3 separate regions of the Mus musculus genome follow, and regions 2 and 3 are each linked to region 1. Evidence: chromatin loops called from intact Hi-C (ENCODE). Cell type or tissue: gastrocnemius. All regions are shown on one strand. Links, peaks and the distances in the headings refer to the core of each region. The heading gives the core; the rest is flanking DNA.

Evidence for each region. Hi-C counts contacts between places; a loop is a spot of excess contacts. Peaks named below come from ENCODE experiments on the same cell type or tissue, not always from the same donor. Only the 100,000 strongest peaks of a DNase experiment are listed, where the experiment ranks them.
Region 2: a loop joins it to region 1, with 2.2 times the contacts of the local background. A loop is called at or near these places in 5 of 42 quality-filtered maps.
Region 3: a loop joins it to region 1, with 5 times the contacts of the local background. A loop is called at or near these places in 7 of 42 quality-filtered maps.

What each region holds. Positions count from the first base shown.
Region 1 is chr8:86,742,062-86,749,804 of GRCm38, forward strand. Siah1a (siah E3 ubiquitin protein ligase 1A) reads right to left here and starts at 3,945. Exons shown (of 2, transcript NM_009172.2): 1 at 3,756-3,945. Gm10638 (predicted gene 10638) reads left to right here and starts at 3,638. Exons shown (of 1, transcript NR_027829.1): 1 at 3,638-4,999. In gastrocnemius, for the core only: no CTCF peak of the experiment used is centred there; DNase peaks (open chromatin) are centred at 3,464, 4,046 and 4,631; H3K4me3 peaks cover 3,533 bases; H3K27ac peaks cover 3,982 bases.
Region 2 is chr8:86,619,644-86,627,386 of GRCm38, forward strand. Lonp2 (lon peptidase 2, peroxisomal) reads left to right here and starts at 4,400. Exons shown (of 15, transcript NM_025827.3): 1 at 4,400-4,773. The coding sequence starts at 4,541. In gastrocnemius, for the core only: no CTCF peak of the experiment used is centred there; a DNase peak (open chromatin) is centred at 4,342; H3K4me3 peaks cover 3,013 bases; H3K27ac peaks cover 3,197 bases.
Region 3 is chr8:86,793,105-86,800,847 of GRCm38, forward strand. No RefSeq gene overlaps it. Among named protein-coding and RNA genes, the nearest start is that of Gm39215, 29 kb to the right of the region's middle. In gastrocnemius, for the core only: no CTCF peak of the experiment used is centred there; no DNase peak of the experiment used is centred there; H3K4me3 peaks cover 807 bases; H3K27ac peaks cover 2,035 bases.

The DNA.
Region 1 (7,743 bases), core at 871-5,870:
CAAAAAACACAAAAAAACTTGTGAATTTTACACTAAATACAAAACTTTTTCAACCAAAGTGTAAGTTCCAAAAATATATTTATAGTACATAAAATAACTTGTAATTTTACCTCTTCATTAGACTGTAACTGATAACATTTAAAAGTATTTTACTGCATTTTTGATTATTTATTCTATGTGTACATTGTGTTTTAATGCAGAAGTAGGCAGTATGTCTGCTCTCGAGGATCTTAGGTGTGTGTACTCTTCAATGTCTGTTGATCCTGGAAGCACACTGTCCACCGAAAAGGAAGCAACAGAGGGGCCAGGTCAGGCAACTGACAGATGACAGAGCCAAAAGACATATCCAGGTCTGTCTCTTAATGGCCTATCCTTTCAATAACACAATTATAATGGCACTTCAAGAGTAGGCCCTGGGAGGTTCAAAGAGTAATATACTTAACAGCTGTTCACATGGTACTGGAAACTAAAGCTCAGAGAAACTAATCCCAAAGTAGCAAAAACACACAACCACAAAGTACCACAAAAATGTACAGTGCTCAAGGAACAAAATAATCTAGTTTGAATAGGTAGGGCAAAAGTGAAACCCTAGGGTAATGCTGGCAAAGCCTATTAAGTCAGTGTAAAACTGCCAGTCATTTACATTGACTTACTCAGCACCTACTATATGCCAACAGAGTGTGGAACACGCATGTGAACAAGGCTAACTCTCAAAGAGATTACAGCCTATTTAGGGCAGCAAAGAACCAGAGAAAAGCAGCAGCTCAGAAGACACTGCAGTGGAGACGGAATATTGTGGGCACATGGAAAGATGGCACCCGATTCCATGTGGGAAAAAGTTCACAAAGAGCTCAGCTGATGATGACCTGGCTATTATGAATTTAGTAGAAAGAGAAGGACCTGGAAGCACACAGTCTATCGAAAAGGAAGCAATAGACAAGGCCAGATAGACAAGGCCAGCTCAGACAAGGCTCTGTACTTCCTAACACATTAAGGATTGTGGGACCACATTCTGAAGGCCTTTTCAGTCAGGTTCAGAGGTTTAATTAGAAAGCTCATTTACACTGGTAACACTAGGCAGCCAGAAGAACGGCTACCTCGGGGTTGGGGGGCTGGCTTAGTTAAGAGCACTTGTTCCAGAGGACCCCAGTACAAATCAGGCAGCTCACAGCTACCTCCAGCTCCAGGAAACCCTCGTCCAACCTCAGCCAGCAGACAAGTAACTACCAGTAACTATCAGACAACTAACTACCAGTAACTACCAGTAACTATCAGACAACTAACTGCCAGTAACTATCAGTAACTAGCAGACAACTAACTACCAGTAACTATCAGTAACTAGCAAGCAACTAACTACCAGTAACTATCAGTAACTAGCAGGCAACTAACTACCAGTAACTACCAATATTGTAAAGGAGGAAGTTTCTTCTTCAGGTTTGTCTGTTTCTGATTCTAAAGATCTGATGAAGGCAAGGTCTAAATGAAATACATCAAACATTTCAATATTTCACAAATTGCATATAGAAATTTCTATTTTTATTTAAAAGATCTGAAACATTTAATTAAGAGAATTTCCAGTCTTTAAAACTTGAGTGTATCAACTACCATAAAATATAATTTAAGCAGTCATCTAAAACTATGCAAAGTCACTAAACTTGTTTTGTTACCTTAATTATGTAAGACTGGTTTTCAAAATACCTTACCCACTGAAAACAAAATCCTACTCTTCAAATCAGCAGCTCATCTGGGTACTTCGCTTGAAACATGTTAATTTTTATAGAATATCATATTCGTCTGAATTACAGACATTAAGAAAACAGTGATGTATGTTTGTTTGTTTGTTTGTTTGTTTGTTTTGGGTGACATGGTTTCACTAGATTGCCAAGGCTGACCTTAAACCTTTCTATTCTCCTGCCTCGGCCTCTCAAATGTTGGAATTCCTGTCAACTAATATGAGTTCAGGTTTCTACCACCAAGTTCAGCTTTCTGATGTAGGAATTTCCTCCAAGGTTTAAGGGAGCAGATAGTCTGAAGCAAAATAAATTACTTATGTTTCTAAATGTAATCTTTTCTTTCTTTTTTTAACTATCCAGTCAAATTTGTTACACTGTTTCAGTTTTAAATACTGTTACAAAACTAGTGCAAACATGCGGGGGGGGGGGGGGTCTTGAACCAATTCACAAATAATAAAGTTAAAGCCCACTTTAAGTAAAAAGCTCTGGACAAAACTGAGACTAAAGACTACAAGTTGTATTGTTATTTAAATTTCTAAAAACAAACAAACAAACAAAAAGTATGGTTAATTTATGGAACCCACTTTTGGAAAATCTTCCTCTACCAGTCAGTCACCAGTCACAAACTTATCCCAAAGGTAAACACATTTCCCACCACGTGAGCGCTCCGCTCCGAGACAGTTACTATGCCATCTCATTTGTCACAGCAGGCTTTGCTCTTCAGCAGCTTCTGAAGGAGACGGTGACACCACAGGTAACAACACTAATTAAAGGGAGTCACTGTCCTACTTTTCCAAGTTAGGTAATTGAAGTCCTTGAAAGTGAACTGATCCATAAACTAAACCTGCTTAAAGGAAACTTCAGTGACTTTCCAAATTCCACCACGCATTCACATCCCTTATCGCTCAAATCCCCAAATTCCATCATCTCACAAAGCATAGCATTCTGTCCTCTAAACCCTTTCATTTCTTAAAACAGTAAAACCCAAATACTAACCCGGTTTTATATAACCCGATTTCAAACATTTTGGGCTATGTACTTCCAACGCATCCATGCCAAAATAACTTAAGCGAATTTTATGAGGCAAGGACCTTTAGCAGTAATCATTTACTGTAATAGCTTAGCACTTACTAAGAGCTCTCTGCACATCAACTATTTCCCATCTCATCGGTTCTCAATAGGCTTGAGACAAATACTCTCCATCAGACCCATTTTGCAGATTAGCAAAATGAAGCACCAAAATCGTGCCCAAGGTCACAAACCCGTGGGGCAGGATTGGAATCAAAGCAGGAGGGCAGAGTTCGGAGCCCATGCTCCAAGCGCTTTTACAAGTTAACATTTCACCCTGGACAATAGCCTAGCAAGAAATGGTAAATGCTCAACGCTAGAAAGAGCAGTAAGATCCCTGTCCTACATCCACGTTCAGGGCTTCCATGACTTTGACAAATCAGCTACATGGCCTCATTTACCGAATGCACAAATGTAACTCTTATGCCAGGGCAAACAAATTCTGTATCTTTCCAGGAACAGACGGTCCGCAGCGGCCCAGGGCGTACACACTAAGTTGCATCTGGGAGCTTGGAGGGACCCCGAACTATCCCGCAAAGGAAGCTGGGCGGAGCAAGGCTTAGGCTTAAAGGCTGGAGCTGCCCAGGCGGGCGTCCGCGCGCTCGCTCGTGGCGACATAAACAAGGGAGGAGGCTGCGTTCTTCCCCGCACAATAAAGGCGCGGGTCCGGGGGAGGCCGCCCTCCCGGAGCCGCCGAGGCAAGGCCCGACCGCGGCCCGCGAAGCGCGCGGCTGACCTCCGCCATGTTGGCCGTACACCGGGCCACACAACAAAGACTGAGCGAGGGCGCGGGCCGTAGTCTCGGCGCGCCCGCCCGCCCTCCGCCTCCCGGAGCCGCCGCTGTCGGCTGGGCCCGCCCGGAGAGGCCGAGACAAAGGCGCCGCGGCTCCGCGAGGGGACCCGCCGGCCCTCCCCGGGCCGCGGCCAGCTCCTCCCTCCAGGCCGCCCGCTTACCTGTGGGCGGAGAGCGCGCCGCGGACCCCGGCCCCGTCTAACGCGCCCGGTCGCCAGCTGCCGCCGCCGCCACCGCCACCGCCACCGTCACCGCCGCCACCGCGGGCCGCGCCTCCACCTCTCCCGGCACCGAGACCGACGGGACACCCTGGGCCGCCGCCCTCGAGAGCGCGCCCGCCCGGCAGCCCGGCTTCCCTGCCGCCGCCGCCGCCGCCCCGCGCGCTCTCGAGCTCGCCGCGCGCGCCCGCTAAGTACCACACACTGCGGCGGCCGCCATGAGCGGGAGCGCGCACCGAACCCGGCTGGGCGGGGCTTCCCACGGCCACGCACGCGCAGAAGCGGCTGGCGGCTGCTGCCCGCACTCGGTGGCGGTTGGCGTCGAGACGCTTCGGTTACCGGAGCAGCGTCCCGAGCATCCCCACGAGGCGGCTGCGCTGTCTCGGGCCGTTACTGTGGGATTGACTGGGTTCGCGCCGTCCTCTCTCCGGGTCCGCGGTCTGTAGCGGCCTCCACGACCCCACTCCTGGAGGAGAAGAGGGCCGCGCCTCCCGGTAGGCTCGTTGAAAGCTGGCCAGTAAGAAGCACGCCTTTAAGTCCACTTTCCCACTCATCTGGGAAGCTGATGTTGGGGACTGTCCACCCTGCTGCTTTAGGTTAAAAAACGGAGCCGTGCACTAGGCAAGCAGAAGCAGGATCTTCACAAGTTTGGGGCCAGTCTGGTTTATACAGAGTTTTCTGGGACTTCCCGGGGAGACCTTTTATCCAAAATAAATGAAGACCTCATCTCAAGGGTTACGGGTGCTTTCGTGAGGAGTGGTTGCCTGGGCTGAGACTCAGTCCCCAGTTGCGAGTGAAGGGGTAGAAACCTTTAGATTTGATTCTGGGGTGTGGGATTGTGTGGAGGTCAGAGGACGAGTTGCGAGTGCTGGGGGTGGAGCGCAAGTGGCCAGCCTTGGTGGCAGGGCCTCTGCTGAGCCATCTCGCAGAGTCCCCGTTAGTCTTTCCATGGATGCCTCTGTCTGACTAGGTTAACCGAATGTAAGGCGTTTACAAATCCTGAGCAGATTTTCAGGGAAGAACTGTAGAAATGCAATGCTGTGAGAAAAGTACTTTTTCTATGGGGTTTCAAGAAAGGAAGAAAAGTCTCCTCTCAGCCTTCCATCAGCACAAACTCCGCCCTCTTCCAGAACTCAAATTTGTTCTCAATGAATGTTCAGCTTTCCTCAATGTATTTGTAATCTGTGCTTGTGTTGATATTTCTATTCTCGATCTAGTATCTCACTGTAGCCCTTCCTCTGAGACCATTAGCACAACCAAACAGTTGAGAATGTAAATTAATTAAGTTAAAAGCACCATATACTACAAATCTGTTGGTCCCCAAAGCTCAACAGCCAGATAAGGAGCTTGCATTATGTAGGTTCATGAAGATTGTCGATATTAGTGGTGTTCTTGTTCATTTAAAATACTTGATTTACATAGGGAGTCTAAGATAACCCATCATAAACTCTGCTTTGTCATGAAACTTACCAAGTAGGAAGTCATACATTCACTCTCATATTCGTTGGACAAATGATAATTATCAACTAGTCCTGAGAATACTAAATCATCAACTAGTCCTGAGGATATTAATCATCAACTAGTCCTGAGAAACTAAGCTAGGCACTTAAGTATTATCTAGCAGGAGACACAAATATAAACTTACTGCTACCACTGTGAGAGAAAAAATTCCCAAAACAAGTGCCTGGTACTAATGAAATATCTAACTCAAGTGTGTGAGAACACAGGTGTCTACCACAAAACCAAAAGACAAGAAGCAATTAACAAGATTGGGGGAAGGCTGTAAAAGGTAGAGACATTAAGGAAGTAGAAAAACAATTCTGAAGATAACCTGTGACTGTCCACTTCTCCACTATTGGTTTTTTTCTTAGTGGGTGAGCTGAGGAGGAGAGGGTGTGAGGTCTCTGGGTGCTTAGAGGCCTATGGAGTTCAGAGAAAGCTATGCTTTGAGGACCAAGGCACTCTAGTGCTTTTCCTAAGGGACAATATTTCTCATCCTGTTGACACCAAAAAAAGAATTCACGGAGGCTTTGAAGTTTGAAGTGGGCTGTGGTTAAAGGGTGAGAGTTTTACCTGTGGAGAGGGAAAGGTTTTCTAAGCAAAGGCAATCTGTGGTGTAAGACTCAATCTCAAGTGAGAGTGGTAAGAAATCTTTAAAACCCAAAGTCAATACGAATGCTATGTACAAGCCTGAATGCGGATGGAGGGAAGGACAAAGCAGATAGGGAGAAAGCCCCGGAGAACACTTGTGTTCAGGCAAAATGAAAGCCTAACCCAGGAGGCAGCCATGGAAATGGAGAAGGGATCTTAGTTGATCTGGGATGGTTAATTGAAAATAGGATCAAATGCTACTTTTAAGCACCTCAATGCCAAATCACGCATTACCTCATCAGTCTCTGCAAAAATTCCATGAAATGAGCAAACAAAAAACTGACCGGGCGTGGTGGTGCACGCCTTTAGTTCCAGCACTCTAGAGGCAGAAGCAGGCAGATCTCTGAGAGTTCGAAGCCAACGTGTTCTACAGTGAGTCCAAGACAGCCTTGAAAAACAAAAAGAAAAAAACCTCCATGAAATAACTACCATTAGTGTTTCCATTTGATCTAGAGCAAGGAAGGCTCATGAAAAGCAGCCGGGTTCTAGGTGTCAGAGTCAGGATCCAAACCCAATCCAGACAGGGCAGGTGGGGCATGCTTGGAGACTGGGACAAGTGGATCACCAAAAGTTCAAAGACGTTTTGGGTTATATTGGAAGATACTGTCTAGAATAAATAAATAAATAAGCCCAACTTCAGTCCTCTAATTGTGCCATTCTAAGGCCCCAGCAGGAAGCAAGATGCAGGCTTTTGAGAGCTTTGTTGTTTTGCTTTGTTTTGTTTTGTTTTGAGACAGGATTACTTTGTGCAGCCCTGGCTGTCCTGAAACTCACTCTGTAGACCAGGCTGGCCTCTACCGCAGAGATAAACCTGTCTCTACCTGGAATTAAAGGCTTGTGCCCAGCACAAGAAACATGCTTTAAATGGAGAGAACTTGGAGCACATGCTTGTAGAAAGCATGGAATGGGGACCAAGAATTTAAGGAGGTCCCAAGTCCCCTGCCCCTTGAGGAAACCCCTGTGTGGCTACATGAAGGTGTTCTAAAGTCAACAGTGTTAATAAACTAATGTAAAATGAACCAACAAGGGGTTTGTTTTGGAGAAGACATTTTAAAGTTTGGCAATATCATTATTGCATAAGTTAGATACTTATAAAATGGGATTATGGAATATAACTGAATAACAATGGTTCATGGCTGAGGTAAGAGTTCATTGCCAACCTGGACGACATTGTAAATTCCAGGTCACCACAGAATGAAACATTGTCTCAAAAGCAATACCACAATACCAACAAAAAACCAACAACTCTGATCTCAACAAACTGCCAGAATAAAATACAAAATGTGGCATGTCAGGCATGGTGTCCTGCTCTTGTAGCCCCAGTTTCTTGTTCAAAAGTAACCTAGTGAGACTGTTTCAAATTCACAAAAGTCAGCCAGACAGGGTAGCATGCCCTTAATCCCAGCACTCAAGGGGCAGAGGCAGGTGGGTCCCTGTAAATTCAAGGCCAGCCTAATTTTCATATCAAGTTCCAGGCCAGCTATCACTACAGTAAGACCCCTGTCTCAATAAATCATAAAGACTTCAAAAATATCTGAGGTTGTAGCTTAGTAGTAAAGCACTTGCTTACAATTGGTGAGGCTCTAGGTTTGATCCCCACTACAGAAGGAAAAGAAAATATAAAACAACCATTTTTCACTTTTTAGAAGAAACTTGCAATTCCTTTGTATAAGAAAATCAACAGTCAGTTCAGGGGTGAAGTTTGCATTTTCACAGACATTGGAGAGGAGTCGTGTGGCCTTGACCTGGGTTTTTAAAGAATACAGGCCTGGGAAGAGAT
Region 2 (7,743 bases), core at 1,827-6,826, 120 kb before region 1:
AAGGAAAGCACGTGCTGTGTCATCCTGATGGCCCGGGCATGCAGTCAGACGCAGTAGTGTGGGTCTGCAACCCCAGCACTCTTACTTGACGATGGGAAGCAGAGACAGGAGAATCACCCAGAAGCTCGCAGGCTCAATAGCAGTGTGCACCTCCGTGAGAGAGACGAGAGAGACCCTGAACTAAGTGGAAGGCAAGAACTGACTCCTAAAAGCCTCTTTCTGATCTCTGCATGAGCGTGGTGGGTACTTTTGTAGCATCTCTCTCTCTCTCTCTCTCCTCTCTCTCTCTCTCTCTCTCTCTCTCTCTCTCTCTCTCTCTCTCTCTCTCTCTCACACTCACACACACACAAACACACACAGTGATTTTTAAGTTAAAAATCACTTTCATAATGGTGATTTTCCCCCCTTCTATCCAGACATCTTTCACAAATTTGCTCCTAAGTGCTCTATGCACTGATACTGCTGTGCCTGGGTGGCAGTTAGCTTTCCTGTGGTGTAGATGGAAGTAAGTCACTAGCCATGGTGTCCATGCCAGCAACTGGGACATGGAGGCAGGATTAGTGGGCGTTCAAGACCATCCCAGCCTACACCTATTCAGCAAGTTTAAACCAGCCTGGATTACAGGAGACCCTGTCTCAAACAACAGCAAAGAAAAGAATAAAATAAGTTAAAGGTATAGGTGAGCCTAATGGATTATCCAGGTTGTGAACACCTGGGAATCATGGAAATGTCTTGGAGGAGGTAAGTTGCCAGCAGAGGTGGGCGAGGTGAGGCCCAGCAATAACCAAGTGAGTGAGCCAAAAAGCATGCCTGAAAACCTAACCCTAGATCTCCAAAGACAATGAAGGCAGTGGCTAGATGGACACAATCATCACATGGAAACGACTAGGACCCTCGCTGCTCTGAACCTGAGCCTTTGCTCACTAGGTAAAAAGCTAATTACATCACTGAACCAATAAAGGTCTTAGAAAGGTAAGCTTGAAGTTCTCTCTTCCTTGCATTAATCAACAAGTAACAGATCACAAAGAAGAACAATTAGAGTCAAGTAAAGCCAGAGGTTTTGTTTTTCAGCTGTAACATAATATAACGGCCTGATTTATTCATGCCGCCTGCAACAAGAGCCACAAATGATAGTACATGCCTAGAATCTCAGTGAGGGAATGTATTCCAGTGAAATCTTATCTAAAAACAACAGCAACACACACACACACACACACACACACACACACACACACACACACACACACACACAAGAATGTTATAAAATATCCTGACATATCTGAATGGAAATGTCATGATGGCACCTATGACTGTGTTTGCTAACTTAAATGGTTAAAGGCACGAGCAGTTTAGGATTGGATTTTGTTCCTTTTGTCCTCCTGGGCCCACCACACCATCAGCCTTCCTTGTTCTTCAGAGCTGTCTTTCAGTAAGTTCCAGAAGTTGCTAAAAACAGTGTCTTGTCCACCTTGTTGCCTGTTGAATCCTTGTTATCAGTCTTTCTGGCTTCTCCTCTTTTCTAGGAACTGGAAACCCCCCCCCCCCCACACACACACCTTAATCTTCCCAATACTCCTTAATCTTTACATTAGTCCTAGCCTCTGACTGGAAAGGTTTTTTTCTAGTCCCTTACAGAGCTAATTCACTCTCAGCCTTTAGAGTTAAAAAAAACAACCTCCCTGCTCAGAGAAACCTTTAAAGGTCCCCCCATCCCATGTTGGCCCCATTCTTATCATTGCATATTTTTATATTATATTCCTTTTACTTTTTTTTTTCTGAGACAGGGTTTCTCTGTGTAGCCCTGGCTGTCCTGGAACTCACTTTGTAGACCAGGCTGGCCTCGAACTCAGAAATCCGCCTGCCTCTGCCTCCCAAGTGCTGAGATTAAAGGAGTGCACCACCACTGCCCAGCTTTATATTTCTTTTACTTACTCTTCTCTGGAATTGTCATTTTTTATTTGTTGGCTTGATTTTTGTCTACTTTTATAGCATGTAAGCACTCTGAAACAAACCCTGAGCCTTATCTATACTGTTGACTGATGGATCCTTGCACCCTACTCAGGTATAAAGTATACCTTTTTACTCAGTATAAAGTAAGTGTCTAACATATATTATGTTATATATCTAGTAACACATATTAGATAAATGAAATACGTTCATGCAAATCCGGTTTTTAAAAGGGCCAAGAAAACCACACAATTACTGAAGACATCACATGTGCATTCCCGATGTTCTCTTGAATGGGCTGATGCACACCATCATAGAAACATGTGGACAAGCAAGCAACTTAAATGTGGGCCCCTTAACCAAAGCAACGTATAGAATAGGGAGTTTATTTAGGTTTTAGTTTCCAGAACGTTTGAGCCCATGATGGTAGATCAAAGCCTAGTGGCAGAAAAGGAAGCTGAGAGCTCACATCCTGAACCAGAAATACAGGCAAAGAGACTGACCTGGGGATGTCTCTGATCTTTAAAGTCTCAGAGACTGTTTCCAGTGACACACTTCCTCCAAGGCCCCCCTAAACAGTGCCATCCACTGGGGGACTAAGTATTTAAACAGCTGAGACTAAGGGGGACATTTTTTTTTCATTCAAACCACTACACTGTACCACACCCTACCTTTACAGTGCAATATGAATTTGTATTTGTCAAACTAAGTCTAAGGTAGACACGATGGAACATATCTCTAACGTCAGCACTCCTGGCTGAGATAGGAAGATTTCAAGTTGGAAATCAATCTTGCATAGCAAGCCCTAGAGTGGGACAATTAGTAGAGTCATTGTATCTAGGGTAAACATCAGAATGAAGTAATTATTTTCTGGAATTACTTAGACCTTACCAAAAAAAAAAATCACTGTAGAAAACAGTGAGTTTAGTCACAAGAAGGCCCTGACAAACATGAAACAGCTTGCATAGTCGGGTACAGCAAACAGTAGACAGTAAGAATTGAAGTTGCAAGGTTTTGGTGCTCCTTCAAGAAACACACAGATTAGACCTGGGTTTTGGTATGAAGTTCCTGTTTTACTCTAAAAACAACTTTTGTGTGACAATTACATGGTTCTGCACAGCTGTTTGGGGTTCAGTCTACAAGAGGCTAGACCTCTTGGCTGCCTGCAAGGCCATATATCATCCTGGAATGACTCTTTTTCTTTGGCCATATGTGTGACTCAGTTAAGACCCTGTCCTAGGAGACCAAGAAAATAATAAAATCAAAAAATTAATTTATTAAACAAAAATAAGTCCAGACATTAGTATGCACACAAAACACTTGTTGCTTTTAGGATATGTATGCATGATAAAAATAAATAAAGTTTTTTTAAAAAATATGCCCCAAGGTTTTTAAGATGGTCATAGTTTCCTCATAAAATACCTACCATGTTCAGAGCCCTTGGTCCAATCCCAAGTACCATTTTTAAAAAGACACCAGGAATCTCAGAGTATAAGTCCTCTACTCTCCAGATAAGACTCTTAATAAAAAGGTAAGTTATTGTATATATTTTTTCTTTATATTACTCCCAAAGTCTATCTCAAGATATCTACACAATGCATACTTGATGAGTGTGTCACAACCAAGATCATCACCTACCAGTTCACCCTCCCTCTAGACCTCAGTGACTCAGACCACAACCTAGAATCTATCATCCAAATTGTGACCTTCTACAAATAATTGAATGCCCCTTTTTTAAAAGTATCTGTTTAAAATACTAATAAAATAAAGCAAAGATGGAAGCAATATCACAGACTTAAGAGATCCAGGAGATAAACAAAGTGAAAAATTAAGGACGATAGTAAAACCCACCAGCTTGGGAGAAGGTCTATGGATTAGGTAATGGTAATACTAATTTCCTGGGTTATGTGAACCATGGTTATGCAACATAATAGGGAAAACCGAGTGAGAGGTATAGGATACTTGTTAAAATATAAAATCTATTCAATAAAAAGGTTTAAAAATGTCTAGTGCACACCGTCCTTCTCAACATTCCTTCCGAATTTAAATGCAGGCACTGTTCATGCTGTCTGTGCACCAGGTTTGCTTGTCGTCTGGCATCACTGGTTCAGAGAGAAGGGCTGAGCGAAGCGACAGAAATTGGGTATCTCTGGGCTAGCGGGGAGCGGAGGTGTTTAATGTAGGGACCAGCCTGGGGATGCAGCCAGAAATTGAGGGGTTTGGGTCTAGGGGCGGAGCCAGAAGCCGCTACGCTTTAGCTTTGGGGGGGGGGGGGGGGGGAGAGTGACAGACCGGAAGGCTTAGCCGCTGCGGCCTCCGGAAGGGTTGTGGGCGGGCCCGGAAACAGCAGCACATGGCCCGGGGGCGAGTCCGAAGCGTCCGGGCAGAAGTCTGGGAGCCTGGAGAAGGGGCGGGGCCGGAAGCGGCGGCAGGCCTGGGGACCGGAGCCTGGGGAAGGGGCGGTGCCGGAAGCGGCGGCACTCAGGCCTGGGGGCGGGCCGTCGAGTGACGGCTGCGGTGCGTTCGGCGAAGGAAGTGTAGAGTTCGTACTTGGGAGTCCTCCTGACACCTCTGGTGTTGACGACCAGTGGCCATGTCCTCCGTGAGCCCCATCCAGATCCCCAGCCGCCTTCCGCTGCTGTTGACCCACGAGAGTGTGTTGCTGCCTGGCTCCACTATGCGCACAAGTGTGGACACGGCCCGCAACTTGCAGCTGGTGCGGAGCCGCTTGCTCAAGGGCACGTCGTTGCAGAGCACCATTCTAGGAGTCATCCCCAACACACCCGACCCGGCCAGCGACACGCAGGACCTGCCACCATTGCACAGGTAGGCCCGCCGGGCACTCGGAGGGAGGCCCTCCGGGACTCGCGCCCCGGCGGCCTGTGAGCGGAGTTGTGGCTCAAGTCTCCCCAGCGTGAAAAGTGGGAGGGACGCTTTTCGCCAGTGACCGTTAGTGAGCCGGATCAGTCACGGAGCAATGCCTGACACGGGTGGAAACTCTGTGCAGTTCATTTGCTGCCTGTTGCTGGTGCTTATCTGATGTGAATTCGTGTCCTACATAGCCTTCTTCACCGCCCAGCGCCCGGGCCCCTCCCCCATACCACCTTTCACCCTGTCCCCTTTCTTTCAGTCAACCTCCGGTCATGTTCTCCAGCTGAAACATTATAAATCTAGATCTATCTATCTATCTATCTATCTCTCTCTCTCTCTCTCTCTCTCTCTCTCTCTCTCTCTCTCTTTCTTTCTTTCTTTTTCCTGCTCATGCCTAAACTACGCAGTTAACTTTTGGGTGCTTTGTTTTACATGTTGTTACCTATTTTCTCTATTCCCCGACGGCCTCCCCTTCATGAAGGGCCATTCCTGTTAGCATTTTCCTTGGGGTCTCCCACTACAGTCTTCCCAGCCTCTAGGCTCACCTTTGCTCCTTCCTGGCATTTTTATCTTAGGCCCGGGGGATGTCACTGGATAGCCCTGTGTCCCGGCTCTGGTTCGTTGACTTGGGTGGTAGATTTCACCTGCGTCTGACTCTTCCCCTGTGATTTCCCATGTCTCTTAGGTGTGTCTTGAAGGTCCATCTGTGCAGACTGGTTTGCCCCATGCTTCCCTGGACTGCACAGTGATTGTGCGTATAGAGCACTTGAAGTGTGCATGCTCTAATATGAGTTTTAACACTAGAGTGCATGTGTGCCCAGAAAGGCTGTCAATTCTAGGCAGCTCAAGGCAGTTGGTCACCCTAAATGTGTCATAAATGTACAGTGCACACTATAGTTTGAGAAAACGTGAATTTCCTTTTTCTTTTTCGAGACAGGGTTTCTCTGTGTGGCCCTGGCTGTCCTGGAACTCACTCTGTAGACCAGGCTGGCCTTGAACTCAGAAATCCGCCTGCCTCTGCCTCCCAAGTGCTGGGATTAAAGGCGTGTGCCACTGCCCTGCTTAATTAATGTTACATAGAATAAATGTTACAATGTTAATATTCTGACCACTTCACCTAAAATCACCTGTGGATACTAAAATCACGAGTATGGCTTGTATTTTTATTGGACAGTACTAGTCTATAGTGTGTCTTAGCAGATGTTATCTTTAAGCTCTTTTCTCAAGTTCTTGCTCAATGTATTGATACTGAAGAGCAGGTTGGAGAGCCTCCTTCCCCTCCTTATTTTCAAATGAAGGGTTCCTGGCTCTGAATGGATTTCATAAGTGTGACTGACTACATTAGACAACTTGGAGCTTTTCTTCATGTTTCCAAAGGAGGCCTGTAGCTCTTTAAAAACAAAATAAACAGTAAAGCATGAAACAAACGCACAACTCAATAATGGTTTACATTGTATCATCATGGAAAAAAAAAACTGACACCCATTTGAACTATTCTTGGCTGTTGCCTAAATAAGATTGGACACTATAAAGTTTCAGTATTTTATTGTAGCAAATTATATTTAGTACTAGTCTCCTAGCATATTACCTCATTCCTTAAACCTCTGTTTATTTCTCCCATATTATTTTACAACCACTTAGTTGAGACAGAAATTCTCGTGATTAAATTTTTTGTTTGTTTTATTTCTTGGGGGGCATTAGAGATTGAACCTATGGTAGGTACTCTACCATTAAGCTATAGCCTCAGCTCTTATTTGTATTTTTTTATTTTGATACTGAGTCTCAGTAAGTACTCTGTGCTGGCTCTGAACTCTTCTGTAGCTCACTCAAGTACTGCACCAGTGATCCTCTTGCTTAGCCCTCCAAGAAGTCAGTGTTACACACCTGTGCTACCAGGTCTACCTTGGTTTGTTTCTAATGTATGCTGGATAGTTTTATGTCACCTTGACACCATGTACAGTCATCTGAGGAGGGAAACTCAATTGAGAATATGTTTTTATAAAATCAGGCAGTAGGCAAGCTTGAATTTATTCTTCCCTGCTAATTCTTGAACTGGTAGAGTAAACAAACCTGATCAGACATTTAGACGTTGTGCCAGCTAGTTTTATGTCAACTTGACACAGCTGGAGTCATCTGAAAGGTGGGAACCTCAATTGAGAATATGTCTTCATAAGATACTTTATAAAATGTAGGGCATTTTATTTAGTGATTGATAGGGAATGGCCCAGTCCATTGTGGGTGGTGCCACCCCTCGTCTAGTGGTCGTGGGTTGTATAACAAAGCATACCATGGGGTGACCACTCAAAACAGAAGCAGCAGTGGAGTGGAGCCAACAGGAACATTAAAAACAACAACAACAACAACAACAACAAAAACTGTCTGTGTGCTTCAGAGGGTGGTGCTGGAGAAGTGGCCCTAGCTCCTTAGAGGAGCCTGGAAGAGCATGAGGGAATCCCAGATAACTGGACATTGTGCTACTTAGACCTTTGGAATTTGCTTTTGCTATGTTCAATTACAACTGTGCCCTGGTTCTTCCCTCATGAGGTAAGAAAGTACTTAACTTATATTTAGTTTTATAGGAGCCCACACTTAACAGATTGAAATGTAAAAAGAGATTTTAGGTTTAAAAAAAAACTTAAACTGAATTTTAACGTGTTTGACTTGTAAAAATGATGGATTTTTAAAGTTTGTAAAATGTTTTCTATTGTGATGTTGAGGTTAATATGTGATCTTGGGGATGTACAAGAAAGGAAAAGTAAAGTGACATGTTTGTGTGTTAGGTTGGCAAGGGGTCAGTTGTCCTGTTATGTCCGGCTATGCCAACCTGATACAAGCTAGAGTTATCTGAGAGAGGACGGGGGGGGGGGGCGGGCGGGGGGACACACCTCAATTGAAAAAATGTTCCATAAGATCAGGCTGTAGAGC
Region 3 (7,743 bases), core at 1,067-6,066, 51 kb after region 1:
CTGCATATGTAGCAGAAGTTGGCCTAGTCAGCCTTCATTGGGAAGAGAGGCCCCTTGGTCTAGCAAACTTTATATGCCTCAGTATGGGGGAATCCCAGGGCCAAGAAGTGGGAGTGGGTGGGTAGGGGAGTGGGAGGGGGATCTGGGGGACTTTTGGGATAGCATTGGAAATGTAAATGAAGAAAATACCTAATTTTAAAAAAATCAGAAAAAAACCCCACAAACTAAATCAAACAACCAACCAAAAAAAAAAAAAAAAAAACCAAATGAAAAACAAAAAAAAACCTATGAAATTACCATAAACTGTTGTTATTGCTTTAATTTTCTAAGATCTTACGAAGAGCTGAGCCAAAGACACGACAGTGACACGACCCTCTGCACCCACAGACTCTGAATCCAAGTGGAGCAGAGTGTGCTGGCACAGGCTTGTGCTCCCAGCACCGGGAAGCTGAGGCAGGAGGATCTTGAGTTTGGGGTGATCCTGAAATAAAACACTCATCGCAAGAGCTGGAGTTGGGGGTGTAGTTCATCCATAGAGGACTCAAAGCACAAGACTCAGGTATCCCTGGTGCCACAAGAAAAATGTGCAGAAGGGAGACTGTGTGGAAATGTTTGCAAACACTCTGCCATTTTATACAGGGGACTCAAACATCTTTGAATTTCGATAGCTGTGGAGGGTGTCAGTGCCCACTCTTACTCCCCAAGCCCAGGACGCAGAGGGATGGATGGATGGACCTTTGTCCTGACTTATAGATAACTACAATCCTTAAAATGTTGTGTGGGTCAGTACTGTAAAATATTTGATACTTATATGTAACATAGAATTACATAAAATGGATCATCAAACAATCATTCTTTTAAAAAAATTTACTTATTTATATTTTATGTGCTCTGCTATTTTGCCTGCATGTATGCCTGTATGAGGGTCTTGGATCCCCTGGAACTGGAGTTACAGACAGTTGTGAGTTGTCATTTGGTTACTGGGACTTGAACCTATGTCCTCTAGAAGAGCAGTCAGTGCTCTTAACTATCGAGCCATCTCTCCAACTCCAACCAAACATATCTATTAAGATGTGCATAATCTGAGGTAGTTAGGAGAAGCTGTCAAAAGTCTGACAGGGAGAAATCTTTCAGTCAACGTTAAGGGTTGGTGTGCAGCTCACAGGTGGGGTGCAGCTCACAGGTGGGGTGCAGCTCACAGGTGGGCTACCTGCCTAGCAGCCCTGAGATGGCAAAACAAAGATAAAAATGTAGTCATGGTGACAAGCCAAAATCTGTCCCTGCTACCCAACAGCATTTCTAACCCTCCTACTGGTGGATAGCTTGCAGAGAAACTGGGACAGAGTTAGAAAGTAACCACCCAAGGCCGACTCTCCAACACATGACGCCCAAATTGTGCCACGGTCTATGCCCGGGCACAGTGCCTTCCTGAACTGGCTCTCTTCTGGGGAGCTTAGTGGTCCCTGCTTCCCGCAAGGCCTCTGTCAAACATCAAAAGAGCTCTATGCCATTCTAGCCAAAGTGGCTCTTTTATTTTGTTTAAAAGCCAGAGTGATAAGCACTTGGGAGGCATTCGCTGTGAACCAGGCTCAGCTTACAGAGAGCACACCAATATACATAACCAAACCACCAGTATCCCTCCCACCGATGAAAGGAAGGCTGAAGGACCTTCTGAAGCCCCAGGCCCAGCTTTCTCTTTCTGCACCCGAGTCCCACTTGCTCGGCCTGGCCACACGGCAATGCACTTCCCTCCGGTGATTTCTTTGTAAAGGATTTTGCTAGGAAACCACAGCCCAGCCTGAGGGAGGCCACCTCAGCAGGGACTCAGTCAGCCATTTGACCAGAGGCATATGGCTAAAACCAGAGCTGAGTAACTTCCACAGAGAGGCCTGCCAAAATGGTCTACAAAAAGCACCTAAGCGGTCAACCATTGCAAGGAAAGGAAAAATGCTGATAAGCATAAATAAATAAATAAATAAATAAATAGAAAAAAGAAAAACTACTGTAGCTGCTATAGGAATCTGTATGGAGGCTCTTCAAACCACTAAAATTAGAACTACCTGGGTGAACACGTGAAAGAGTCTAAGCCGGTGGTTCTCAACCTGAGGATTGAACAACGCTTTCACAGGGGTCATCTACCAGATATCCTCCATATCAGATATATACATCATAACTAATAACAGTAGCAAAATTGCAGTTATAGTTTTATGATCAGGGGGCACCACAACATGAGGAACTTTATTAAAGGGTTGCATCATTAGGAAGGCTGAGACCCACTAAGTGTATCATCGTCCAATCCTAAACGCTCCCCTCAGGGCTCAGGGAACACAGTACAAGAAGAGGAGGAAAGAAAGGGTGTAGGAAGGAGCCAGTGAGGATGGAAGACACCAGGGAAACAAGTCCTTCTGGACACAACAGGACTGGCACACATGTGAACTCACAGACTGTTAGCATGCTCAAGTCTAAGCCAGATGGGGTCCCAGCACCCAGAGAGAAAGTGGACACGAGGCCCCATCCCTAACCCAGAAGCCAATTGATAACTACCCATAAAGGACATATTAGTTTTCTCCAATGGAGTCACTGGGTATAGAACCCACTCTCTCTCTCTCTTTTTTAAGATCATTTATTTTATGCATATGAGTACACCAGAAGAGGGCATCAGGTCCCATTACAGATGGTTGTGAGCCACCATGTGGTTCCTGGGAATTGAACTCTGGACCTTAGGACCTCCAGTTAGTGCTCTTTAACCTCTGAGCCATCTCTCCAGTCTGCCTAGACCTCACTCTTTTTTTTTTTTAAGATTTATTTATTTATTATATGTAAGTTCACTGTAGCTGTCTTCAGACACTCCAGAAGAGGGCATCAGATCTCATTATGGATGGTTGTGAGACACCACGTGGTTGCTGGGACTTGAACTTAGGACCTTCGGAAGAGCAGTCGGTGCTCTTAACCGCTGAGCCATCTCTCCAGCCCCCTAGAACTCACTCTTACGGACAGGCCTCATACCTTGCAGTAGATGGCCAAGATAAAACAAACCCAATGATATTTTTAGAAGTTTTTAATGCCCCCCTTTTTAAACTGTATAGGTCCTTTGCTTATATATTATGGCTTCTGATTTTCTGCTTGTGTGAATACACATGTCTCTGCATCTGTATGTTTCTTGTGGTTTTTTTTTGACTTTGTTTGTTTGCTTTTTTGTCCTACTCTGATTGTGAATACACATGTCTCTGCATCTGTATGTTTCTTGTGGGTTTTTTTTGACTTTGTTTGTTTGCTTTTTTGTCCTACTCTGATTTGTTTATCTTTAACTTAATTTAATTAATTAATTTTATTCTAAGACAGGGTACTATGCAGCTCTGGCTATTCTGGAACTCACCATGTAGACCAGACTGGCCTTGAACTTACAGAGATCTACCAGCCTCTTTATCCCAAGTGCTGGGATTAAAGGTGTGCACCACTAGACTCGGCTCATTAATTAATTTTGTAGATGCCTGCTTTTAATGAAAGAAAGAGCAAGAAAGGGTGTAGATTTGAGTTGGAGGGAGGTAAGGAGGATCTGGGGTAGGGAAAACCATGATCACAGTATATTGTGCAAAAAAATCTATTTTCAATAGAAAAGTATATTATATATATCATTATAATCATGCATAAGATATAACGTAATCAACATATGCTAATAAAATAAGTTTCTATTAAAAACTACCTACCCGTAATCTCCTATTGATGAAGTTATTAGCAAATTATGAATAGCTGCAAATTGTATTTGAAACACATTTACTTACACATATTTATGTTTGTGCTGATTGTATCTAATAAAAAGTAGATCCTGTGTAGGTTTGATGCCCCAGTGTAGGGGGATGCTGGAAGGGTGAGGTGGGAGATGGTGGGTTGATGGGTGAGCACCTTTATAGAGGCAAAGGGGAGGGAGGAGAGGGAGGTTGTGGGATGGGGGGGGGCAGGTCTTGTGGAGGGGTAACCGGGAAGTGGGATAGCATTTGAGATGTAAATTAATGGAATGATGAATTTTGAAAAGCATATTATGGAAAATGTCTTATTCTATGTTTTGTTATAATTTGCTAGTATACACACATATGTGCAAGAATGTCATAAAGATTCACACTGGACATAATTTGTAAGTCTCGTATGGCCAAGCAGTGTGTCTTCCCTTTTCTCTAGTGCCATAATCTTAGTCCATTCATCGGTTTATCCATTTACCTTTTTGAAACAGGGTCCCCCTGTGTATCCCAGGCTGGCCTGGAACTTTCGATCCAAATGCCGGAATTACAAATGTGCACTGTCATGGCTGGTTCTCCAGTTCTCTTATTGACTGTGACAGTGCCTGGCATGGGACTCTACCACCAGCTCATTAAGTTCTCTTCAGCCGTTATCATTTTCTTAAAAAATTATTTTCGTTATTTTGTGTATGGGGTGACAGTGGTGAATATGTCATGGCACATCTGTGGGGGTCAGAGGACAACTCTGTGGAGTTGATTCTCCCGTCTACCCTTATGTTGGTTCCCAGGATCTAACTCAGATCTCCAGGTTTGTGTGGCAAGCACCTTTACATGCCGAGCCACCTCACTGGCCCATTATCGGTTTAATTCCTAGCCATCACACTGGGAGAAGAAAACCCAAGTTCAAAGAGGTCCCTCAAGCCTTCTTCTCCTCTCTGAGGATGGCTGGGCACAGTCTGTACACTCCAAGCAAGTGGTTTCTCAAAGCAGCCACAGGCTGAGACCTCTGGCTCCAGAAGAGAGACAAGGATGTGGGCAGAGCCCCAGGCAGCTGCCTGGGCTTGGTTCTGTGCAGCACCCTGGGGATCCCCTTCTGTGGCACCTGTAAGCCTGCCTGGTCTCTTAGCAACCGTTGGTGGCATAAACAATAAAGGGGTTTTGAGAGCCAGGCTGTATAGCATTTCAGAGCTTCTGCTGTCTTCAGGAGAAATTAGCTTTTTCTCTTGCCAGCGGATGCCCTTGACCCCAAGGTGGGGCTCATAGAGCACAGGCAGGTGCTGGCCTCTGCTACATTCTCCCGATTCTCTGGTCTTAGTGGACACTGTCCTATTGCTAAGCCTGAGCTCTGAGCACACAGACATAGTGTGCTCTCACAACCCCCTTTCTCAAGCAGCAGGGCTGGAGGTGTTGGATCTCGGGTATTCTTGGCATTTTGATCCACCAAGTATGCCGGCAGGTGCCAAGTCTCTACTATCAGGGGAAGTGACCTCAGAGCTTGGATGTGTCCGCAAAGTCACCATCCAGACTTGAAGGTCCCATTACAGGCACCTGTCACCCAAGCTGGAAAGTCTCCATCCTTCCTTGCGTCAGACCTTCCAGAAAGGGACTGAGGCTTATGGAAAAGCAGACAGAAGTCTTAGGACGGGATATATATTGCCTGTGTTTTTGTCAACGTGACACAAGCTAGAGTCACAGGATAAGAGACCTTGAGAAAACGCTTTGGAGAGACTGGCCTGTAGGCAGGTCTATTGGGCATTTCCTTGAGTAATGATTGATTTGCGGGCATATCTAGACCATTATGGGCTGGGACAACCCCTGGGAAGGTGGTCATGGGGTACATAAGAATGCAAGCTGAGCAAGCCATGGGTAGCATACCAGTAAGCAGAACTTTTTCCATGACCTCTGCTTCAGTTTCTGCTATGACTTCCTTTCTTGATAGACAGTGGGCTGTACAATGAAATTAAACCCTCTTCTCCCCAGCCAGGTCCTGCATGGCTTGGTTCTGATGAGGCGATGTGGGAACGAGGAAATGACAGACACGGGAGAAACAAAAGATGCATGTAACCATGGACTTTTCCACTCATGCCCTGGTTCCCAAAATAATGACTCTGAGACTTAACTATATATGAATAGATGTCTAGGCCAGAAGCTTGGGCTTGTCCCCCGACGAGCATGTAACTTAATTAATCTGTTTATCCTCGCCTATGAGTGCCACCTGGCTGGTTACCTCTTCTCGGTTTCATGTGTCTGCCTCCTCAGAGTTGGGCGTGGATCTCTTCCCTGGTCTGACTCTACTCCTACTTAGACCAGGAGTGTAAGCACTCTTACCTGTGCCATTTCTCTGCACCTTACCTGGGGAAGGCGTTGACATTTCTATGAGTCTGACGCACTGAGGTCCTTTACATGGCTCTGCTTATGGCAACAATACATAGTCACTCAGAGCTTCATCAGTTCCCCATTCCTCCCAAGGTTCTGTTGGTCATGGTGTTTATCCCCACAACAGAAACCTAACTAAGATAGGGCAAGACCCCAGAATCCCATAGTACCCTTCTTGAATATTTTACTCACTGGAATCTAAAAACACAGCATGGGTAGAGTGTGGAAAGGGCCAGCTGGTACAGCCTGGATCAGGGCCTGGAAGAGGTGTGCTCCTTCCCCCAGAGGCTGATAGTTCACAGGGAAAGTAAAATAGATCCATTATGAAGCATCAGTGTCACACTCGGCGTTTTATGTGTGCTGGGAAGTCACACTCAGGCCCTCATGCTTGTAACAGGAGTGCTCTTACACACCGAATCACTTCCCTAGCCTTGGGCCTGTGTTTCAAGATATATCTCCTCCCGAGTCTCTTTCCCTGTGCTCTGCTTCTTGCGTTCCTGAGGCGGACAGCTTCCTCCATCCCATTCTTCTGCCACCATGCTGCTCTGCCTAAGCACACAGGACCAAGCATGACTCAATCCTCTGAAACCGTGAGCCACAATAAATTCTCCCTGTATTAGCGACTAACTGACACCCCCCTCCCCCCAAAAAATCCTTAAGAAAGAGTTCGTCACAATTTGGGGGACCGCATCAATCATGCCAGAGAAGTAGACAGCCACCACATCTTCCTTCTGAGTCTTTGTTTTCTTCTGAGAAAATGGAATTAATTGTCAACTTTACTTTGAGGGGACAGTAATAAGAGTAAATGAGCTAAGAGCTGTTCTCCCACACAGATCAGTTCATATTGACTCGATTGCTATTAGGGACCTCGCTGGCTCAGAAGATTCAGCATTAACGCCACCACTCTCCTCAGCCTATCTCTCTTTAGAGTCCTGCTTGTTGTCACAGATCTTTCAGGTCTAAGTTTCCCAATAAGTTTGGTTGCTAAGCAATAGTCCAATTTTCTATACTGACTAAGCATTTTTAAAATTGCTTTTTGTTATTATGTGTGTGGGTGTTTTGTCTGCACATATGTCTGTGTACTGTGTGTGTACCTGGTGCCCATGGAAGCCAGAGGAGAGTGTCAGATCCCTTGGAACTGGAGTTACAGTTTGTTGTGAGCTGCCATGTGGTACTGGGAATCAAACCCAGGTCTTCTGAAAAAGTCGTCAGTTCTCTTAACTGCTGAGCCATCTCTCCAGCCCCCGACTAAGTATTTCTAAATATCTCAGTACAATAATGGAAGAAGGGCAACCCCAGGCCCCGAAAGCCTGAAAGGCTGTTCTTTTAACTCCTTGTTCTGCAGCATCATCATCTCCTCCTCCTCTTCCTCCTCCTCTTCCTCCTCCTCCTTGTTCATGTTTGGTCTGGCTCTCTGAGGATCTAGAGCTACCCAGTAACTGGAGGGCAGCAGGCAGCCGTGACTGAGGACGCTTTTGAAATCAGCAAGTTCAAGGATAACTGAAGCCCCAAATGCACACTAACACAAGACATCCTGTTATGAAGAAGCACAGAACAATCTCTGCAGCACGGTTGGCTGTTAACTCTCTGGCTATTTGCTTTGTTTCTGTCATGGAGAGTAAGCATGTATTGC